2 separate regions of the Homo sapiens genome follow, and region 2 is linked to region 1. Evidence: chromatin contacts called from ENCODE Hi-C or POLR2A ChIA-PET data. All regions are on one chromosome and are shown on one strand. The core of a region is the stretch at or near the end of the contact, and the rest is flanking DNA. Distances in the headings are between cores, read along the strand shown.

Region 1 (2,812 bases), core at 229-2,728:
TTGCCCAAACTGTCCTTTGTTGTAAATTATTCCAGAGAACTAGATTACGTCAGCCAAAGATATTGATCACAATGCTGAGAGGTTTATAACTACTATTAACTTACCATGTGACCCCAGGGCAGAAATCTAGGAAAATTGCAAAAGCATATCTACTGTAATGAAAAGCCCATCATTAATAGGACTTACTATCTTGTCATCCAACTAGTACTATGTTGGCTTCAAGGCAAATATTTAACAAACATTTGAAACAGAAAGCACTTCTGTCTTCTCCCTTTTATCTTCCATTGATGTTCCCGAGCTATTCTGATGAATGTGTTTTTGTTCTTATCAATAAAACATGTAGGTTAAAATAAGTGAATATATTTATAATTATTAGCCTATATAAATTAGCATCCAAATATTGAAATAGCTCCTACTCCTTTATTATTACTATCATTATTTTAATAAGGAGTTAGCTCCTCATGTAGACCAGTTTAGAATACGGCTCAAGTCCAATTCTCCTGCGTAGTTAAACCCTACCTGGTTAAGCATTCTGAAAACTAGTTACTCTTTTTTTTTTCTTTTTTTGAGATGGAGTCTCTCTCTGTCACCCAGGCTGGAGTGCAGTGGTTCAATCTCGGCTCACTGCAACCACCACCTCCTGGGTTCAAGTGATTCTCCTGCCTCAACCTCCCAAGTAGCTGGAATTACAGGCATGCATCACCACACCCAGCTAATTTTTGTATTTTCAGTAGAGATGGGATTTCGCCATGTTGGCCAGGCTGATCTCCAGTTCCTGGCCTCAAATGATTGCCACCTCAGCCTTCCAAAGTGCTGGGATTACAGGTGTGAGCCACCACACCCGGTGGAAAACGAGGTACTCTTAGAGAAGCAATTCTGAGATGAAAATGGCCATATTTAGAATGCATAAACAGACATCTCTGATTTAAATTAACTACTAATTTAACGTTATTTTTGAAGCACTGGGCCCAAATTACAATGAGAATTAATTCTTATTCCTTTCTTGAAAAGAAGCCCTTTGTCTTTGTGCATTCAATTTTTCACTGTCACATGAGTACATTCTTTTCACCGCATGAGTCCCAGGCTGGCAGAAACATCCACTAATCCTTAGACCTCTTGGCTGGAACGACAAAAATGCATAAAATCTTACCAGGCCAAAAGAGATCAACTTTAAAAATCTTTGGCATCCAAACATGTCAGAACTGTTTTTCGCTGGTTCTGCAAACCATTTGTGTTCTTCATTTATGGTCCAGGGGATCTGTAATGTCAGTTCCTACTTTTATTGGGCAGCCTGGAATTTTTAAGCACCATATTTCCTTTACCTTTCTTGGTGGTTTATAATTTTCACCGCTGTTTTTACGAGTTTTCTTCTCTATGTCTCTAAGCCTAAGTGTGGAGATGTGGTAATAGACAGCCTGCTCTTTGCCAATCAAAGCCCTTACTTTGACGTTGGCCACTTTGTTCCTGTGACATCTGCTCTTTCCATTATAGACAAACTGGGGCTTTCCTTCTGCAGAACTGTGACTAAACAACCACCATATTCATCAGTGGCAACAATTCTTGTAAACAAGAAACGCTGAATACAAAGGCTTTGTGAAATCCTGCCCCCAAGAGGCCACATGTCTAAAGTCAGTCACGTGGTCCTCAGAAATGATTTTAGAAGTCTCAGTAAAGAAAAATTACAGAGACACTCAAATATCCTAGTGTGATACTGCTGTAAAACTTCTTCTAATTTTTTGTTAAGCTGTGAGAAAGGGCCTATGGAAACACCTGGATGAAGCAGCAAATCACTGTCCCAAAGTCACTAAAAATCATATTTCAGAAAGGAAATATCTAGCGTTAAAACAACATAGATGCATTTTTGAAAACAAATTGAATTGAGAAAAATAATAATGATAACAATAATGATCTAATCCCAGGACATGTCACAGGAATTAATGACTGACTAAAAGCTAATGGTCTAAGGTAATGCTCTCAGGAATTAGTCTTGCTTATTGAACTGCTATTGTTTTAGTAAACGAATGCTTAAACTGACAGAAAGTAAAAAATCAGGGCTGCCATTATGGAGCCTGGTTGATTCAAAGTGGGGCAGGGGGAGAAGCTAAAGCAAAAAAAAAAAAAATGCATCATTTGATCATTTGCTGTTCTTACTCAATTTTTTAAGTTCGTTTGTCGTTCACAAATTATAGATTCTTTATCATTTTTTTCTTTCATGTATCTGTATGTACTTTTACTTTTGTACTTTAAGGATGTGTTTACTTATGCATTGTTTTATTGACAGAGAAGTAATCTGATAATAAAAATGCAACTCCCTCTAGTGTAGGCATATCAAAGATCTAACATTCTGTTTGCCTAGAATCGTTTTATTTTAAATACTCTGATCTGAAGAAAATGTGGATCCTCGGCCGGGCGCAGTGGTTCACGCCTGTAATCCCAGCACTTTGGGAGGCCGAGGTGGGTGGATCACCTGAGGTCAGGAGTTTGAGACCAGCCTGGCCAACATGGTGAAACCCTGTCTCCTACTAAAAATACAAACATTGGCTGGGCGTGGTGGCGGGTGCCTGTCTGTAATCCTAGCTACTCAGGAGGCTGAGGCACGAGAATCGCTTGAACCCCGGAGGCAGAGGTTGCAGTGAGCCGAGATTGCACCGCTGCACTCCAGCTCGGGCAACAGAGTGAGACTTTGTCTCAAAACAAAAAAAACAAAACAAAAAAAAAGAAGTGGATCTTCCATGTGGGCTTTAGAATAGTGCCTCAAAATTATACTTCACTTAGAACTTATTACTCAACATCTTATTTCAAGAGTATTCTA
Region 2 (2,812 bases), core at 155-2,654, 60 kb after region 1:
TGAGACAGAGTCTTGCTCTGTCACCCAGGCTGGAGTACAGTGGCGCGACCTCGGCTGACTGCAACCTCCGTCTCCCGGGTTGCAGGGACAGGGACAACCTCCGCCTCTCGGGTTGCAATGACTTCTGCAACTCTCCTGCCTCAGCCTCCCGAGTAGCTGGTATTACAGGTATGCGCCACCACGCCCCGGATAATTTTTGTATTTTTAGTAGAGACGGGGTTTCTTCATGTTGGCCAATCTGGTCACGAACTCCTGACCTCAGATGATCTGCCCACGGAGGCCTCCCAAATTGCTGGGATTACAGGCCTGAGCTACCGCGCCCGGCCCCAACTGTTCAATATATGTTTGTTTAATGAGTAGAAAATGAGCTTCTTGAGTATGGAAGTTTCTCTTTTTATTTCAACAGTTTTGGAATACAGGTGGATTTTTGGTAACATGGATAAGTCCTTTAGCGGTAACTTCTGAGATTTTAGTGCACCCATCACCTGAGCAGTGTACCCTGTACCCAATACGTAGTAATTTATCCCCTCCCCAGTCCCCAAAGTCCATTTTATCATTCTTATGCCTTTGAACCCACATAGCTTAGCTCCCACTTATAAGTGAGAACATAAAATATTTGGTTTCCCATTCCTGAGTTACTTCACTTAGAATAATGGCCTCCAGCTCCTTCCAAGTTGCTGCAAAAGGCATTATTTCGTTCCTTTTTATGGCTGAGTAGTATTCCATGGTGTATATACCCACATTTGCTCTATCCACTCATTGGTTGATGGACACTTAGGTTGGTTCCATCTCTTTGCAATTGCGAATTGTGCTGCTATGAACATGTATGTCTAGCTTGCTTTTTTCCCCCTCAACACTGTATCCCCAGAGACTAACACAGTGCCCCGCACCCCGTTAAAGAACCAAAAAATATTTGTTGGATGAATAAAGGAGTATATCAAGAGCAATCTTTCAATTATGGAGAGGGTCGTGATGTGTATTTTAATGAAAGCCAACTATCTTCTCTAATATTTGAAAAAACAATGTTTAAAAGGCTTCTATTTGTACACCTTTTCACATTTTAGCTGGCAGAGTTCAGGACTTGATGGAAACATAACGAAGGGCTCAGAATGTACTCATCGCAGACTGAGCCCATATGGTCACAGTGGGGAGAGCACGCTGCACTCAAGATGCTAGCAAGCCTGCAGCAGGCGGCCCAGCGAGACACGGTCCCCCGCCCGGCCACCAGGCGCCCGCGCACGCGCACAGCCGCGCTCAGTCCGCGAGGGCCGGGTCGAGGGAGGCGGGGCTCCCGGGGTGCGCGTGCGCGGCGGCCTGAGCGGCGGGCCCCTCCCTTAGCGGGGGCGCGCGGCGCTGAGGACCGCACGGAAACGGGGAAGTCAGGTGGCCGCTGCCGCCGCCGCCGCCGCGGTTTGTCGCCAGAAGGAAGATGGCGGATCTGGAGGAGCAGTTGTCTGATGAAGAGAAGGTAAGAGTCGCGGGGGCGACGGCGCGGGCTGTCAGGAGCCGGCTCAGCCCGGGCGGGTGGGCCCGGAGTCTGGTCGCGGGGGAAGGGCATTGGCCCGCAGCTGGCCTTGCCCTCGGCTGCCCTTCCTCCCCCATCCTTACTGCGCCCAGTGCCTGCCCCTGTCCGTCACCCGAGGCCCCGCGCGGGGGCAGGTCTCTGCCAGGCCTGCTCGCTCCGCTCCTTGTAGGGTGTGTACTCCGAAAATAGGAAGCGGGAGCCGGGCGACGGCGGGCGGGGGCGCGGGCGCGGGGGAGGGCGGCGGCTGCCCAGGACCCTCTCCTGCTGTCGGGCCGCGGGGCCTCCGCCGGGGCCGGGGACCGGGGACCAGGGACGCAAAGGGGTTTGCGTCCGTGCGTGGGAGCGGCCCAAGGGCAGTGCCCAGCGCGGCGGCCTGGCCTGTGAGTGTAGCGGCGGGTGAGGGGAAGGGAAAAATCGCTTAGGAAGCAGACCTTCACTTCTCCCTTCTACTTCCCCCTCCTCAAAGCAAAATGCTTCCTTTTCTGATCCTCTACGGTTTATCCTTTTTTTTCCCTTTCCCCATGGAGGCATCTCTCCCTCCTTCTCTCTTTCCTTTCGTGGCTCTAGCAGTAAGCTTGCAGCTCCCATGTTCCCCAGGAGGCAGCGGAGTTGCTCACAAAAAGACGACCCCCTCCCCATAGTTGTTTTCTGCCCACGTTGGCAGCAGCCCCCCCCCGGGGGTCGATTTGGTGGCACCTCACTTTCCTGCTAGGACTTCTTCCGAAGAGGGGAAAATGTGCAACTCCTTTTACTGTATATTAGATGCTGTGACAGCAATGGAACCAGATGAACGACTTAAGTTCTCAGATATTTAAAACGAGTAATGGAATAATTCATTGAACTGCTGCTCTCTTAATTCGCCCCTTTCGTTTGGCTTTTGGGAACGTCCCATTCCCGAGGGTGGTGGGGTAGGGGAGAACCCTGCTAATTTTGACTGTTTCTCGGAAAGGACCCTTAGAAGTAACTGACAGAACATAGGAATGAGTTAGTTGCAGGGTTGGAAATGTCCACTCTTCGTTAAAGAGTGCTTCATTTTTAAATTTCAAAGCCAGTGCAGGAAAATACAGGTACATTTAGGTATGTTGTGGTGTTTAAGAAATCTTCATGTAAGTCTGAGGATATTTTCATTTAGGACCCTCTGCTCTAGATGTTTTTATATGCTGTGTTCTTGCACCGAAATAGAAGGTTCTGTCCCATTCCCAATGTGAATGGTCAGAAGTCAGCCTCATCTTTATTTTCGGAAATCTTTTTTTCTCTTGTGTTCTTCGGTGAAAGTGATAATACAAC

The links. Hi-C counts contacts between places; a loop is a spot of excess contacts on that map. ChIA-PET counts read pairs that join two places held with the same protein, here RNA polymerase II (POLR2A). Pooled maps may share reads with other maps.
Region 2: a loop to region 1 is called in a map of psoas muscle, with 2.2 times the contacts of the local background. The contact joins the promoter of CAPZA2 here to the enhancer-like site in region 1. A Hi-C loop is called at or near these places in 9 of 168 maps with a recorded cell type or tissue (CD14-positive monocyte, Caco-2, Calu3 and 6 more) and 12 of 50 pooled maps. POLR2A ChIA-PET finds 5 or more read pairs at or near these places in 2 of 52 experiments (PC-9 and WTC11).

The regions. Positions count from the first base shown.
Region 1 is chr7:116,801,438-116,804,249 of GRCh38, forward strand. No RefSeq gene overlaps it. Among named protein-coding and RNA genes, the nearest start is that of CAPZA2, 60 kb to the right of the region's middle. Within about 2 kb of position 1,479, at least 11 of the 41 ENCODE cell types and tissues checked have a DNase peak (open chromatin) inside an H3K27ac peak, as active enhancers do; they include PC-3, gastrocnemius medialis and psoas muscle, where a contact is called at or near this core.
Region 2 is chr7:116,861,183-116,863,994 of GRCh38, forward strand. CAPZA2 (capping actin protein of muscle Z-line subunit alpha 2) reads left to right here and starts at 1,405. Exons shown (of 10, transcript NM_006136.3): 1 at 1,405-1,468. The coding sequence starts at 1,430. RefSeq lists enhancers at 1,023-1,072, 1,024-1,786 and a silencer at 1,153-1,892.